4 separate regions of the Homo sapiens genome follow, and all the other regions are linked to region 1. A link is a contact called in ENCODE Hi-C or POLR2A ChIA-PET data. All regions are on one chromosome and are shown on one strand. Each heading gives the region's core, a stretch centred on a gene start or an enhancer-like site at or near the end of the contact. The rest is flanking DNA. Distances are from core to core; before and after follow the strand shown. Region 1 overlaps LOC107984676 (a long non-coding RNA gene). Region 2 overlaps LOC105370504 (a long non-coding RNA gene). Region 3 overlaps LOC105370507 (a long non-coding RNA gene). Region 4 overlaps LOC105370504 (a long non-coding RNA gene).

The links. A loop is a pair of places that touch in the nucleus more often than their neighbours do. ChIA-PET counts read pairs that join two places held with the same protein, here RNA polymerase II (POLR2A). Pooled maps may share reads with other maps.
Region 2: a loop to region 1 is called in a map of endothelial cell of umbilical vein, with 7 times the contacts of the local background. The contact joins two enhancer-like sites. A Hi-C loop is called at or near these places in 3 of 168 maps with a recorded cell type or tissue (IMR-90, endothelial cell of umbilical vein and heart left ventricle), 13 of 37 single-sample maps with no recorded cell type and 5 of 50 pooled maps. POLR2A ChIA-PET finds 5 or more read pairs at or near these places in 1 of 52 experiments (activated T-cell).
Region 3: a pooled map shows a loop between it and region 1 (5-fold over the local background). The contact joins two enhancer-like sites. A Hi-C loop is called at or near these places in 1 of 168 maps with a recorded cell type or tissue (endothelial cell of umbilical vein), 1 of 37 single-sample maps with no recorded cell type and 6 of 50 pooled maps. POLR2A ChIA-PET finds 5 or more read pairs at or near these places in 1 of 52 experiments (HepG2).
Region 4: a map with no recorded cell type shows a loop between it and region 1 (5-fold over the local background). The contact joins two enhancer-like sites. A Hi-C loop is called at or near these places in 18 of 37 single-sample maps with no recorded cell type and 5 of 50 pooled maps. POLR2A ChIA-PET finds 5 or more read pairs at or near these places in 2 of 52 experiments (GM12878 and HepG2).

Annotation. Positions count from the first base shown.
Region 1 is chr14:53,887,566-53,891,227 of GRCh38, forward strand. The region is part of intron 2 of LOC107984676 (a long non-coding RNA gene); the gene reads right to left. Among named protein-coding and RNA genes, the nearest start is that of LINC02331, 39 kb to the left of the region's middle. Within about 2 kb of position 1,631, at least 5 of the 41 ENCODE cell types and tissues checked have a DNase peak (open chromatin) inside an H3K27ac peak, as active enhancers do; they include endothelial cell of umbilical vein, where a contact is called at or near this core.
Region 2 is chr14:53,537,726-53,541,387 of GRCh38, forward strand. The region is part of intron 2 of LOC105370504 (a long non-coding RNA gene); the gene reads left to right. Among named protein-coding and RNA genes, the nearest start is that of LINC02331, 310 kb to the right of the region's middle. Within about 2 kb of position 1,931, at least 3 of the 41 ENCODE cell types and tissues checked have a DNase peak (open chromatin) inside an H3K27ac peak, as active enhancers do.
Region 3 is chr14:54,167,571-54,171,232 of GRCh38, forward strand. The region is part of intron 4 of LOC105370507 (a long non-coding RNA gene); the gene reads right to left. Among named protein-coding and RNA genes, the nearest start is that of BMP4, 210 kb to the left of the region's middle. Within about 2 kb of position 2,046, at least 5 of the 41 ENCODE cell types and tissues checked have a DNase peak (open chromatin) inside an H3K27ac peak, as active enhancers do; they include endothelial cell of umbilical vein, where a contact is called at or near this core.
Region 4 is chr14:53,618,042-53,621,703 of GRCh38, forward strand. All of the region lies in intron 2 of LOC105370504 (a long non-coding RNA gene), which reads left to right. Among named protein-coding and RNA genes, the nearest start is that of LINC02331, 230 kb to the right of the region's middle. RefSeq lists a silencer at 3,583-3,652. Within about 2 kb of position 2,115, at least 2 of the 41 ENCODE cell types and tissues checked have a DNase peak (open chromatin) inside an H3K27ac peak, as active enhancers do.

The sequences.
Region 1 (3,662 bases), core at 381-2,880:
CCTTAACAAAGGATTCCTTACACTGGCCTCATTGTGCTACTTCAGACAGTGATGAATTTATAACTGCCAAATTGAGACACACACAAAACCACCATATCTACATCAAATGTACTATGATTACACTTGGAGGTTTGAGCTTAATAAGAAAATACTGGCTGTCCATCCCATTACTGGGCGTATACCCAAAGGATTATAAATCATGCTGCTATAAAGACACATGCACACGTATGTTTATTGTGGCACTATTCACAATAGCAAAGACTTGGAACCAACCCAAATGTCCATCAATGATAGACTGGATTAAGAAAATGTGGCACATATACACCATGGAATACTATGCAGCCATAAAAAGGATGAGTTCATGTCCTTTGTAGGGACATGGATGAAGCTAGAAACCATCATTCTGAGCAAACTGTCACAAGGACAGAAAACCAAACACCGCATGTTCTCACTCATAGGTGGGAATTGAACAGTGAGAACACATGGACACAGGGTGGGGAACATCACACACCAGGGCCTGTTGTGCGGTGGGGGGAGGGGGGAGGGACAGCATTAGGAGATATACGTAATGTAAATGATGAGTTAACGGGTGCAGCACACCAACATGGCACATGTATATATACGTAACAAACCTGCACATTGTGCACATGTACCCTAGAACTTAAAGTATAATAATAATTTAAAAAAAAAGAAAAGAAAGTATTGGCTGTCATTAAAAAAACATATTATTTTTTTCAAAAACGAAAACCTTTGCGAACACATTCTAATTTATACCAAAGAACTAAAGTGCCAGGAAGACATAGGGACAATTCAAATTTGAGTTTGTGATGAGTGGCTATGATCAAATTTTGCATTATTCCTTAGATTTAATTTATCATCTCTGTAAGCAACAATCTTCAGGGCAAGGGAGAGCTTTTAGAGCCTTTGTTACAGTCAAATTTATCTAAAAGACAGAACTTTTCATCAAGGGAATTAAAGACAGCACGGCTTCTTCCATACACTTGGGTTAAGTTGGTTTTTTTTTTCTTTTCTTTCAAATATCAATAGCTTAAGACAGAAACAGCATATGGGAAACCCAGAAAACCATTTACACTCAGCAGATATGTCCAGCTGGACTTCACCCCAGCAGAGGTTAAACATTAACAGGTGCAAGGAGAGACTTTTGTGAAAATACTGTTTCATATGACTTCATCTCATAAACAGTTAATGTTCGTGGATATTTTATACCCCCTTAGGCAACAATTTCTTTTTCCTCCCCTGTTCACTTCAGCAGTCCTGTTTTCTCCACCCTGGCTTCCCTATTTCATCCCCCATCACATCCCAAGAAATGAATTCTCCTATCTTCCTCCTCTTTTGGCATGCCCCATTAAACTTGGAGCAGTCTTAGGTGATTTTGCTTCCTGCTTGAGAAAGGGATGTCATCATGGTGTATCTGAATCTGGAACTGGCAAATATATGCTCCATATAGACCCATCACTCCTTGTCGATGACATTGATAAGAAATTGTAGCACTTTTCTCCCCTGATTCTAGGTGTGCCTCCAAATTTTTCTCAATTCAGTATCCTAAGCAATCACTACCATTTGGTAGGAGCAGGTGCTTGGGGTGCAGGCTAATTGCCATCCCTATCTGAGATCCTGGTCATGTGCTTCCCTCTTCTGTAGGTGGAGTTCTACTTTTACAGCTCTTAGCATCAGTGTTTCAGGATATAATAGGTGGTGTGTGTGTGTGTGTGTGTGTGTGTGTGTGTTTAAAAAAAAAAAGTAACCCCCTTTTCTAAAACTCAACTACAACCTTCTTAACAAACCAGCTCAAAATATGCCAACCACCTACTTATACTAACTTTTTTTTCCTTCCTCTCCCATTTTGTCTCCAATTTCTTCCTCCCCACCACCCCATCTTTCCCTCAGTAATGGTGGTGGTCGTAGCTCCAAAAGGGAGACCATTCTAAGAACCTAATGAATCTGAGAATGTGAAGGTTTATAGGAACTTCCTAAATTAAAATGTGGGCATTGCTTCACCCCAGAATGTCCTTGTATCCTTTCTGAAAGACAGTGCAAGCAGAATGCATCTCACCTGTTCCATGCAGCTCCATTCATTTGGGGTCCTCTTCTGCTACCTGGGGAACCTGGCAAAGTGTACTTGTATTGTGTACATGGGGCCTCTGGGCTTGTCTCACAGGCCATGGTGGGAGGTAGAGGAAGTGGAAGGGAAAATATTCCTACCCAAGATCTGGCTACTGACCTCTTCTAGAGTCTGTTGTACCCAAGCTGTACAACAGAGTATGAGAGAAAGAGAAAGAAGTGAGGAAAGTGGTGGGAAAGGGAGGTGGTGGGCAGAGTAGAGAGGAGGCAAGGAAGGTTGGGGAGGAAGGAGAAGAGAAAAAGAGGAGGAGGGAAGGGGAAGAAGAAAAGGAAAGAACACAAGGTGTTGCATATGGATTTTCTCCTGTAATTTTCACAGCAAGCCTGGGAAATATACATAACCATTATTGCTGTTCCTTTTCTCTTCAGATGAGGAAACTGAAGCTTAGAAAGTTTAAGAAACTGGCTTAAGATCTCATAGGTAGTAATTCGTGATGCAAGAATTTCATCCCATGTAGTCTGAATCCAGAGCCTGCTATTCCTGCAAGGAGTAAAAGAAGAACATACAAACTAAAGATGGTAAAATGGGCTTTCTAAAGAAGTTTGAGCATCTTTGGAAATAGGGAAACAGAATTAATGCTGTGTTTTAAAAAAAGTAGACCAAAGCTACAGGGACTTTGGAGATCCTCTAGTCTAAGTGGATTATTTTCAGAAGATGAAACTGAGGCTAACAGAAGCTAGGGAGGACCCTCTCTCCTCCCAACTCCAAGTCCTGGCTTCATAAACAGGCCTTTAAAAAGCGAAGTTATTGCCGTCAAGAACTGCTTAGATTTAGTTGGGAGAAGAGAGCAGGAAGGGAGAAGGGTTGGAACTGGCTAATTGTCAGTTGTTACCCACACTGGGTTAATTTCAAGTCTAATGGTACCTGAAGTCAGTTCCTCCTCTCCCTCCTGGGTGGGGGTCAGACAGAGACTCACTTAGTGAATGCCCGGGGGTCCATTCAGTGATGGTGGTTGAGACAATGCTGGCTGGTGCAGATTGCTTGTTTTGGAACCAGCATTCCAGGGCAGGCATTCCACACAAGTGGCCACAGCATTCTGCATTCTTGGAAGGGACCACTACATCCCAGGAATGGATGGCTTTGTTATGTCTTATCTCCTAATCTGCAGTTGGAGATTTTCCTTCCTTTTGCAGGTGCTCTCATTTCCTTCATTATTTGTTTATTAGAAAATCTTGTGGCCTTCCAAAGTTATTCTTATGCTAAGGAAGGTCGAATGTGATAACATATTTGTGTTGGCCAAGAGTGAGGACATAGCAAACACTGAGAGTCACATAATCATGAGTATAACTGAAAGTGGTGCTTCACTATAAACAAAAGTTCCCTGCCCCCAACAGTGGGGGTCATTAAAGTTTCAAAAGTAGAGAGAGAAGGCAAGAGGTTGCTCCTTCGTCTGCTGGTGCTACAAATCTAGTTGCTTGAGCTCTGTGGAAGTTGTGGCTGGAACTATTTTTAAGATTTAATTCAGGGGCTACAGAGTTCAGAGAGCATTGCCAAAAGAATGCCTGAGAAGGCCTAAACT
Region 2 (3,662 bases), core at 681-3,180, 350 kb before region 1:
CGAGGAATTCCTAGCAGCTCTGCTCTGGTCATTTCCTTCTGGGAAGGCTTTTCACCTGGCCTCCAAAGCTCCACTGAGACCTGTCCCTAGATTATCTCTCCAATTAAGGCCCAAGTTAATAGACTTCCCTTATTTCTTAGACATCTGGTTTAGAGCTTGGTGCCTTGGGAATCGCCAAGTTCTGCCCTCATGTGGACATCCCAACCTTGTGAAATTCAAATGTGGAGGAGTTCTTTCACTAACAAGGCAGCTTAATGGGCCTGGGATTAAAAGCACAGCGGCCTGTGTCCAGGACTAGTTATATAAGAGAACCTCCAAGAGAGGACATGTTTTCTCCAAATAAATAAGGCAAAGAGGCTACACTCACTAGTGCCACAGCTGGGGAGCAACTGTGAGCAATGAATTTCTCATGCTAACAAATCCAAGCTCTTTGGAAAACAGATGCTGAGCGCTGGGACTGGCACTGGATCTCCCCTGGCAGGAACTGCAAAGATTCAGAGATGGAAGGGTATCTAGAAATCATTTGTTCATAAACACAGCTGAGGGACCGCAACCTGCTTTTATGCCCTGCCTGGGCTGCCCTGGTGGATCTCTTCCATGCAGTGTTTCTATGAGGAAGAAGGCAGACATGCAAGCTTTCTGCAGCCCACGCTGTACAGAAATAATTAAACAGTTTTTCTTAACCTCTTGAACTTTTCATTTATTATTGCCATCCATTATGTCTACCTTCTCAAATCGCAGAATCCCAAAACTGAGCTCTGGGGTCAAGGGTTTATTGTTTAATGGAGATAGAACATTTTGTAAATTGCACAAAGTCACAATGTTTATAATAGAAGCTTCTGGTGTACTGAATCTTTTCCATTTAACAAACAGTGAGCTTTGACATGTGTTCTTCCTACATAGCAAGAAATCTGGGGTAAGTGCAGTACTGGCATGAATGCATTACCAAATCCTTCCTGTAAACCAAGTGACATCTGCAGTCAAATAAAAACATTCCTTCCACCAAATACCAGGAAATTCTAAAAGTATCACTATTCTTCTAAGGTCATGCTAAAATGAAGTTTTGGCTTTTAGAACACAGAGTAAGGATGAAGAAGGCCAACATTTTTGTCCAATACACATTTGTTGCTACAAGTCCTTGGGGACAACCTCCTGTTTCAAATATGAACATGTGTATGGAGAATTATTCCTAGGATTTAACCTTCAAATGAAAAGTGTAAATATTTTAAGAAAATGTATTAATGTTAAAAAATATTTCTGTTGTCTTTGTTTTTGCTAGAATTTGTACTTTCCAGTCAGGAACGGATTTGCTTGAAACAAAGCAAACATCCTCAAAAATGTACCCAGCCAAAATAACCAATGTATAAATACTTAGGATTAACAAAATATGAATATTCTTCAGTAAAGAAACTTGACCAAGAATTGGAAGTCCTTGGGAAATAACAGAAAAAAAAGTCTTAAACCTAAATTTTTAACCCTTTGTGTTGGAGCTCTAATCAATATATTTAAAGGAAATAAATGTTTGTGCAACATATTCTCCTGCGTTTTTTGGGGGGGACTTAATATAAATTAATGCTAATATAAAACCTTTTGGACTATAAGTGTAGTTACTGAAAACCAATGTAAAAAGTGACATTCCATGAGTGATTACCATAACTATTTTCTTAAGTCTTCACAATTGTCTCACAGCACCGGATATATTTTTGGCTATTTTTTATGAGGTAAAAACACCTATAATACATACATTTTACATTTGTAATGGTTCAGGCAGCTTTCTCTGCAAAATTCTCCATTCCTGAACTTCCCTGGCAATGCTCACTTAATTTTTTTCTCACTGTCTAAGTTTCTAAAAGAATTGTGTAGTATTTAGTGTTTGCCTCAATGGACTCTTGCTTACTGTGGGCCAAGCAAGACCTCGCAGGATTCAGGCTCACCATTGCAAATTGGCCAGCAGGTGTCACTGTGGGTTTGGGTGGTAACCCAACTGACTACAGAAAAGAATGACTGATGAAGGGGAGTAATAAGAAAAGGAGAGAAAGGGAAATACAAAAGCAGGTTCTTAGAGGAAGAGAAAAGTGAATTAAAGATCGCTGATGTTTCCATAGACCTTTTCTCTAGGATTTCAGTGTTCTTTTGTACCACCTCCCTGGTTCTTGTTAGCCCAGATAGGAATTCACTTGCATAAGATCTGTTGATTCTGAGTTAGTCACTAAGGATAACTTCACTAAATAAAATAGCAACAGAGATGAGCAAAGTTGGGAAGAGCTGGATTCCTGCAGCCTGTTCCCGACTACTCAGGCCTTGCCTCTGGGCTTCGTTGCTGTACGTTTTTTTGAACCATAGGCCCCTTTGTTTAACCTCAGAAATGTACAAAGTCTCTCAGCTTTTAAATAGGTCATAGACTTGTGGCCCAGAATAAGATTTTGGCTATCCCTAACCGTTCAGTAGTAAAATAAATCCTACTGTTTCATTACTTAAAGGGGCATCTTGGCCTGGAAAGTTGGTCCTTGTATCTCTCAAAGATTTGGATTGCTCATTTTCAACAAAGCTAGCCTGTTCAAGTCACATCTCTTTCTGAGTGCATGGAATTTCTTAATAAATAAAATTTCAATTTGTAAAATTAACACATATTTCTTGAACACCTGTCAACTTTTAAGAATAGCTGGCCATAAAAACTCTCTGTACAACGAGGAATTCACAGATGGCCTAATTTGAATAACAGGCTATAAATTGATTTCTTTTTTGGCTTGATATGTGAAAACAGCATCCATATTGTTGGTGCAGAGAGCAGGCAGTTTGTTAAAAAAAAAAAAAAAAGGATGCATGACTTGACTTCTCCAAATAAGGCATAACGTGTGTGAAATATCTTAATTGTAGTCAAGTTCTGAAGAAAACAAAGCAGAAAAAGGCTTTAAAGAAAAACAGTAAGTTTTCTACCTTCTGGAGAACCTTTGTGCCACTGTAACAATTTTATTTTTTATTTTTATTTTATTTTATTTTTGAGATGGAGTCTTGCTCTGTCACCCAGGCTGGAGTGCAGTGGCACCATCTCAGTTCACTTCAGCCTCCGCTTCCCCGGCTCAAGTGATTCTCCTGCCTCAGTCTCCTGAGTAGCTGGGATTACAGGCGTGCACCACCATGCCTAGCTAATTTTTGTATTTTTAGTAGAGATGGGGTTTCACCATGTTGGCCAGGATGCACTGTAACACCTTAATGTCTTCTCTGTTCCATCTCACATCATGGACTACCATCACATGATGATGTCATGATACCTCATGGCTGGAGACTGGACCCAGGAGGGTTAGAAACAAAAGCAATTCCTCTGTTATGAACATCCTGCAGTTTATATCTGATTTTAATTTCCTTACCTTTAAGTGTACATACATTAAGTTTCTTAATGATCCTTCTTCTAGTGCTGATTCTAAAGATTAAAACTATAATGTTAAGAAAAAAGAAAAGAGGATAAATTTGCAGGTTCAAAAACATTTAGAAAACTTAACTACAAAGTATGAACACTTAGTTGCCATCTAGCTTAGTCATCTATTCACAGAGATTAATAATTCTGGAGGAGGCTGGTTTGGTTCCACAGAAGATGATACAAGAGATGGCTTATAACTCTTCGTGAAAGTTCTTCAGGAAATCCATGCATTCATATATATGCC
Region 3 (3,662 bases), core at 796-3,295, 280 kb after region 1:
CAAGTGCCACAGGTCCACTGCAGTCCTAGGGTGTCATAAGACAAAGGTCTTAGGAAAACTATGGAGCCAGACAAAGTGTTTTTAATCCATATTCCGAGGACTAGGTCCTGAAGGAATGTGTTTTCCAAGAGCCCTCAAGAATCCTACTAGCATTAGCTTGGTGAAGCTCAGTTATAAGGGGCAGTAATCCTGATGAAGGTCCAAAACAGGAAGGGAGAGGGTTCAGACTCCAGAGTTGGGCTCCAGAATTTAACTACTTCCAGCTGTGAAGTTGAGGGATGATACTGAACTTCTATAAGTTTCTACTGTCCTTGGCATAAAATGGGGATGATAATAATAACTACTACCTACTGAGCACATAGCACATGCCAGGCTGTGTCTGAGATTTTCCTACTTCAACTCAGTTCATCTTTGTTCACAACCCTAAGTTTTTTACTCATACCAACCCATTTGATCCTTACAACAATCCTAGGAAGTAGATTTTATGATTATCCCTATTTTATAGATTGAAAACAGAAACACAGAAAGGTTTAAGTACCTCATGATAAGATTGCCTGGCATATAGTAAGTACTCAATAAATGTTAGCTATTGTTACTTGCAGTAAGGATTTTATAAAGCCTTAAGCAGGTCGGAAGGATACACTGAATGAACAGAGCAAGATCATATGCTATGTAGTGTCTTTCAGACTTCATTTCTTAGTTCCAACTTCTTGCGTAAATTTGTGTAAACCAGCCACCTGCTTTACTGTCTCTTTTATTTCTCACCCAAGCACACACACAGACATATTTTCTCATACACATGTGCTCAGGCTCACCACACATGCCCAGACACATAGAGATGCTCTGGCAATTCTGAACTAGCTTGAAATACAGAGTTGCTTTAATTCACCAAAAACTTTAGATGAACAGTTTAGTTTGATTCTTTTGTGGCCTAGTTGATCTTAATGAGCAAATTCAGGAGATACTTTGACTTTAGAGGCCTTAGAAATACTTCCTGGCTTTTTCTTAACCGGCTAATCTGCAGCAATATTAAGCCTTATAACAACACGAATCACCTAAGTGTCAATACTCTGCTGCAGTAACTGGTCATGTTTCACGACTGCTCCCTACCTGCCCATGATGCTCCTCATCAGGAACTGACCGGACAGGTTCCTGGGCAGACCACAATACTTTAAGACAAGGGAATTGAGACTACCTCAGAGAAAATATCACATACACCACACACATGTGCTATAATGAGCAGGAAGAGAACTTAGCAGATACCCAGTTAAGACCCATCATCATAGAAGTGATACCTTTGGACTCACAGAGCTTGGAGGGGTTTCCCAGAGATTACACTATTGAAAAGGGCCTAGAACTGAAGTCTCCTTATTCAGAGTCTGGCTTTTTTTTCCCATTATACCTTATACTGCCTTCTTCATCTATAAAACAAATGTGCATTTATCCCTTTGGCTACATAGCATTTTCCCAAGAGGAAAAGAGGAGCCTGAGAATGTGAGAGGAACAAGAAAGAGGGCTAGAGGACAGGCCCACAGAATTGTGAAAGAATGCTTGGCATGGGCCTTAAGGAAAATAAATTTTGATTCCAAAATTAAAAAGAAAAATGTCAACTCCCTGAAATCTATTGAGACCCCAACAATTGTCCTTAATGAGGAAGCATAGAAATCACTCAGACAGTGAATGAAATCTTTCCAGAATGTTCTTCATGCTAAATCTCAACTTTTAGAAGTTAAATATTTGTTCTGTGCTTGTGGCTCCTTTAACTGGATTCTTCACAGATGGGCTGCAGAACAGGACATGTGTCTGTACCTTCAGGGATGGGAGCAGCACTTTGCTTCCTGCACCATCTGGTTCACTGTTCCTAGCTGTAGCATAGACCCCCACTACAGCCGAGTAATCAGAAAAAGTCAGAAGAACACCTCAGGGAAAACAATCTAGGATTCAGATTTAACTTCCTCTAAGGAGGATCAAACACTGAAAGACTGTTCCTTTTCAAGTTTTATTAATCCTGGTTCATAATTTCCACCACATCATTAGTCATTTCCTATTTCTGAAGGGCTGGCAGCAGTTGCCGAGGCATCAGGCAGTAAATGGCAAGACAACTGTGCCACCTGTGCACCGTATTGACAGTTACCCACAACAACATCTGGGTGAAAGGCTAATGTGTTTTTTTCTAAAAGGCAAGCCATTTAGAAGTGCAGCCCAGTTTTTGATCTCTTGCTAAATACTTTTATCCACATCATCTCCCCATTTGGGCCTGGAAGTCATCATGTGACCTATGGTACTTTGAAAAGAAAGCAGCAACAGCAACAACAGCAAATCTGCTGTAACCCTGGAGTAGGGTGAGCTCTCGAACTCCTCCCCCGCAAAAAAAGATGGGAATCTGCTTCTCACTGAGACAAACCCAAGAGCTGAAATTTAAAGAATGGAAAGTGACAAGAATGATGTCCCTTTTTAAAAGACCCCTTTTTAAAAACACATAGATGAAATGTAACTTATAAAGCACTTGAAAGCTGCCTAGTAAGACTAATTGCATGAGGGCTTCACCCAGCTCATCAAGGCACGTAGGCAGCCACATCCCACAGGGCATGACATCTCGATTTCCTAAGGTCAGAGAGTCTCCCATGTGACAGATAGAAAGGGTCTTTTAGTTCTGGGAACCAAATGGAGGGCTAAAAATGGGAAAAGGTACATAGCAGCTCTGTTGGCCAAGCCCCTGACTGGTGACTCTGCCTCTGATCCATCCCAAGAGCCATGGCTGGTCCCAGAAACCTCTGAGCTACATTTCCTCCCCTGGCAACTTCCTGTAACAAGGACTTTAAAGGAAACACAAATAAAGCTCATTTGGGGATATTTTAATTTTTAAAAGGCAAAACCCTAATACCTAGCCCTTAAATAGCATTTCCATCTGGATAATCCCAAGCACCCTGCCAACAGTTGGGTAATCACATCCCCACCTAGCAAAGAGGGAAATTCCCAGACTTATTACATCTCTCATGAAGGAATGAAAATTGAAGATAGCAAATTAAGGGGATAGATAGCTTTTCTCTATTACCATTCAAAACATAGAAATTTTCTTCAAGAACTATAACTTTGAGTGCCATGTGGGGTATTAAAACTGAGCCAGGATAAGTGTTCAGATACACAAGATAGCCCCCATCCATCTCCAACTCATCCAGCAATGGTAGCACCAGGAGGTCATAAAAATGCAATTCCACAGGGTGGTAGCATCAGCTACCATAGGAACAGGGGTGGAAAATTTGGAGAAAATAAATCTCTTGTTCTTTTTTTCTAATACTGGTCCCTGCTGTTACCTGCCAGCCTCAAAGTACAAAAAGCATCACAACATTCATCCCATTACATTTTAAGAAGTCTGTTCTGTACATCTGACCTCTTTTGATCTTTCAGAAGCTTCTAGGGAAAGACTAAATGTTCAAATTATAATCATGAATTAGAATTTTTCTTTTGGACTACATATGCATACATACAAACATGCATGCAAACACTATCCCAGCCTTTGACCTTATTTTAAATCCTCCAATTCCACTCTGATATCCCCCCTCTGGATTTTATGTGGTAGTCAACAATCCATTTATTAACTACTTGTCAAAGTATCAGGAAGGAGTAACTACCATTTCTTATTTTTGCCAATTACAATATTC
Region 4 (3,662 bases), core at 865-3,364, 270 kb before region 1:
CTCTGATGCTATAATCCACTGAAATGCTCTATTCATGTGGCTATTTTGCCAGTTAGACCATAAGGGTAGGAGGGTTTCTTATTCTTTTTTGATTGCCTTAAATGTAGCACAACCTGGTACATGACAGTTGCTAAATAATTGTTTGTTGAACTGATGTTTGTTGGGTAAAGGTCCACCATGTTCCAAGGGTAAGACCATTATGAAACCTTAAGGGATATTTTCTCTACTTTAGAGTTTGTTTGCAGACAGTGGTCTCAGATCCCTTATGGTTCAGTACAGGAAAACAGAAACCACTGTAGGTTTTTCATGCAGGATGTGATTTAATAGAGGGAATTAGGTGCTATGGTAGGCAGAATTTATCAAATGGTTCCCCAAAAATCTTATACTGTAATTCTATAAGCTGTAAGTATGCTAATATAACACTCCTGTGATATATTATATGACTCAGTTTAAGAAAAGGAGATTATCTAAGGGGCCTGATCTAATCACATGAGCCCTTAAAAGCAGGCAGCTTTCTCCTCGTAAAGGAAAAGCAAATCAGAGTTAAAGTGTGGGGATGGATTTGACACAAGGATTCTGCTGCTGGCTGTGATGTTGTGAGAAGGACTCCACGTGGAGGATGCAGGAGGCCTTGTGGGAAGGAACGTAGGTGGCTTTAAGGAGTTGAGAGAGGCCCCTGGTTGATGTTAGCAAGGAAAGGGGAATGTCAGTCCTAAAAGCAGGAGGAAGTAAATTCTTCCAACCACATGAATGAACTTGGATGTAGATTCTTTCCAGCGCCTCCAGATAAGAGCTCAATCTGACTGACCCCTTGATTTCAGCCCTGTGAGAACCCAGAGTAGAGAACCAAGTTGAGCTCACCTGCTCTACGGAAGTGTGTGATAAGTGTTGTTTTAAGGTGCTAAGTTTGTGATAATTTGCTATATAAATTTTTTTAGTAAAATGAAATTGCTGCAACTTCCATTGCCTTCCATTGCCTGAAACAAATAGGAATAGAAAGCAAATATGAGTGCTTACTACATTGCAGAAAAGACTAGAACCAAGAAAGTACTATGCTGTGGAAAAGACTAGAACCAAGAAAGTAAGGTGGATTACTCTTAGCTTTCAGGTTATGTCACACAGGTTGCCACCTGAGGTCAGGAAATAATAACTGGCCCACAGCCTTGAAGCTGGTGCCTAGAGGTGACCAGCCAGCTACTATGTTGGTCACATCTGTGGGAGCTCATACTCAAGTCACCACCACCACCATTGACAGAGGAAGAGGCATCTCTTGCTCTCTTTCCCCTTACAGATATCTCACAAATGAATTTCATTGTCAAATGTAAGTCAAATTCAGAACCTTGGTGGAAAGCAAATCTGGGATATGTAGTTCCCAGGCTTCTGGTGCCTGAGATAAAGGGGAACATATATAAAGGTGGGGGGGGATAATGCTGATTGACCATGAATTTTACCCAATATGGCTCTTCAGACTTTCAAGATCCCTTTAAGTCAGCATTCTCATAGGAGTTATTATTTTCATTTTACAGACCAGAAGACTGAGCTTCAATTGGGTTAAGTATCTTGCCAAAGTTTCATAAATGGTATGTAGCAAAACCGAGAGTAGAACTAAATCTCTTTCTCCCCAAGCCTACATTTTTCAGGCTCTGCAGCTGGCGATGGCCTGCAGATGGAATTTATATTATTGGCTGACAATTGGGCCATGTAGACTCAACTGAGAAGGCAATGGAAGTTGCAGCAATTTCATTTTATTAAAAAAAAAGTTCTCCTGGTAAAGGGCTGCTATTAGACTCTTGGAATCCTGTCCAGCTTCATCTTCTCCTCCCTTCTGTCATCCAAGCTTCCTCCTTGGCCCACATTCCCTAACTTTGCACACAAACCTTGCAATGTATGCTCTGATTTCTGGGTTAAATTTGGTGAAGGGCATCCCCTGCTGTCCTTTTACCTGGTGAATACATGGAATTGGCCCTTCTCCTCTGCGTTTAGGGTCTCACTGCCCTCCCTCATTAGTTGGGATCTGGCGCTGGGCTATGAGCAGCATCAGTAGTATCCTCTACTAAAGGGAATCATGTAGCATTTCCCCCAGACAGCTCTATCTTCCCTGCATACCAATCCAATTACAAACAAATTGGGCCACAGGCTCAAGCATGAGAGCAATTTGGCCTTCTCTCCTCTACTGCTGACAGCTTTAAATCTGCTCCCTTTAAAAACTCAACTCCAGGAGGGGATTTTAGCACCCAAGCTTAAGAGCAGTGGGTGCAATTATCCCAAATATCAGGGTGCCGAGAGACTTAGAGGAAGAGCTCCAGATAATATTTTTCAGGGAAAAAAAAATTAAAGAGACAGGTTCTTTGGGATTTCCCCATGGCTGCAGGTTAGAGTCTTGGAGGCTGGTCTTTGCAGGTCTGTTATTAACTTGGCCTGACTTGATCGGCTCTCTCTGGATTCCCTTTTCCTCTCTGGCTGGTTGCCTTTTCTCTCCTGGACTCTGCCTTAGTGGTGAGGAATTCATTCCTAGGTTTCTGGAGGGAGAGAAAGAATGTTTCAGCTGTCTTTACTATGCCTTAAAAGACATAGTTTTTTTTTTTTGAAACATATGCTCATAGTTTGATAGAGCTGAACTCACATAAAAGCAGAGCATCTTCATATGGGGTGACAAGTGGACAGCCCACCTCTTCAGAAAGCCCAGGATCAGCCAGGCTTTCTCCCCATGATGAATCCCATGGGCAAGCTGCTGGGGGAGTTGTGTGAATTTGCTCCTTCTGCCTTTTAAAATGTCCATTTAAATGTACTTTAAATTGAAAATCCAACGTAACTAGAAAGAAAAACAGATATGAAGTAAGATTGTACATGTAGGGTTTTTTTTAATCAAAATTTTCCAAGTTCAGGTTTTCTTGAACTGTAATTATTGTGGGTTACATCTTGGCATTGATGCTTAACGTGCTACCTCCCTTTCCTTTGCCTTTTTGAGGGAAAGATCATTTGCCATTTTCTATCATCACACCAGCCACACTTTCCACATGAGGACCCACTGGGGTTTCTAGGGAAATTCACTTGAGTGAGGTGCCCAGCTGGCTGTGAGGCTGGGGCATTTCCCTTTTCATCCCCCATCAGGGGGGCCTCTCCTACACAAAGTTTGCCTCTCCCACACCACTCTTCTTTTCCCAGAGGTGTCTCCAGTGATTTCTAGGATGATCTAGAAGAACTTACTGAGATCTTTAAATAGTGAAGTGAAGTGGGTAGGTGCATTCTCTGCTCTCATGGAGTCTAGGGCCCCAGAGGGAAGCAGATAGGTATGGCTATTGCAGGAAGTAAAAGCAGTGCTGGGATGGGAAGAAAGGTGCCAGGAGAGCATGACAACAGGGTACGTAACCCCAGCTTAGCAGGAAGACTTCCTAGAAGAAAAGGCCATCAAGCATAAATATGTTAATAACATTGCCACAGTCTCTGTGACGGGTGTCAGAAACTGACTCAAGTAGAGAATAAAAGTGAGTGTCGCTAAGGGGAAATCCATCAAGGGAGAGCCTTCATGGGATCCACTTGGATGGACTGCAACAGTACCATGGCCATGCCAATGGACTGTGCAGCTGCACTTTGATGGCCTTTGACTCTCCATCACTAAGTCAGTCAAAGGGCCAGAGCTCCTCCTCCTTTATTTCCTGTCT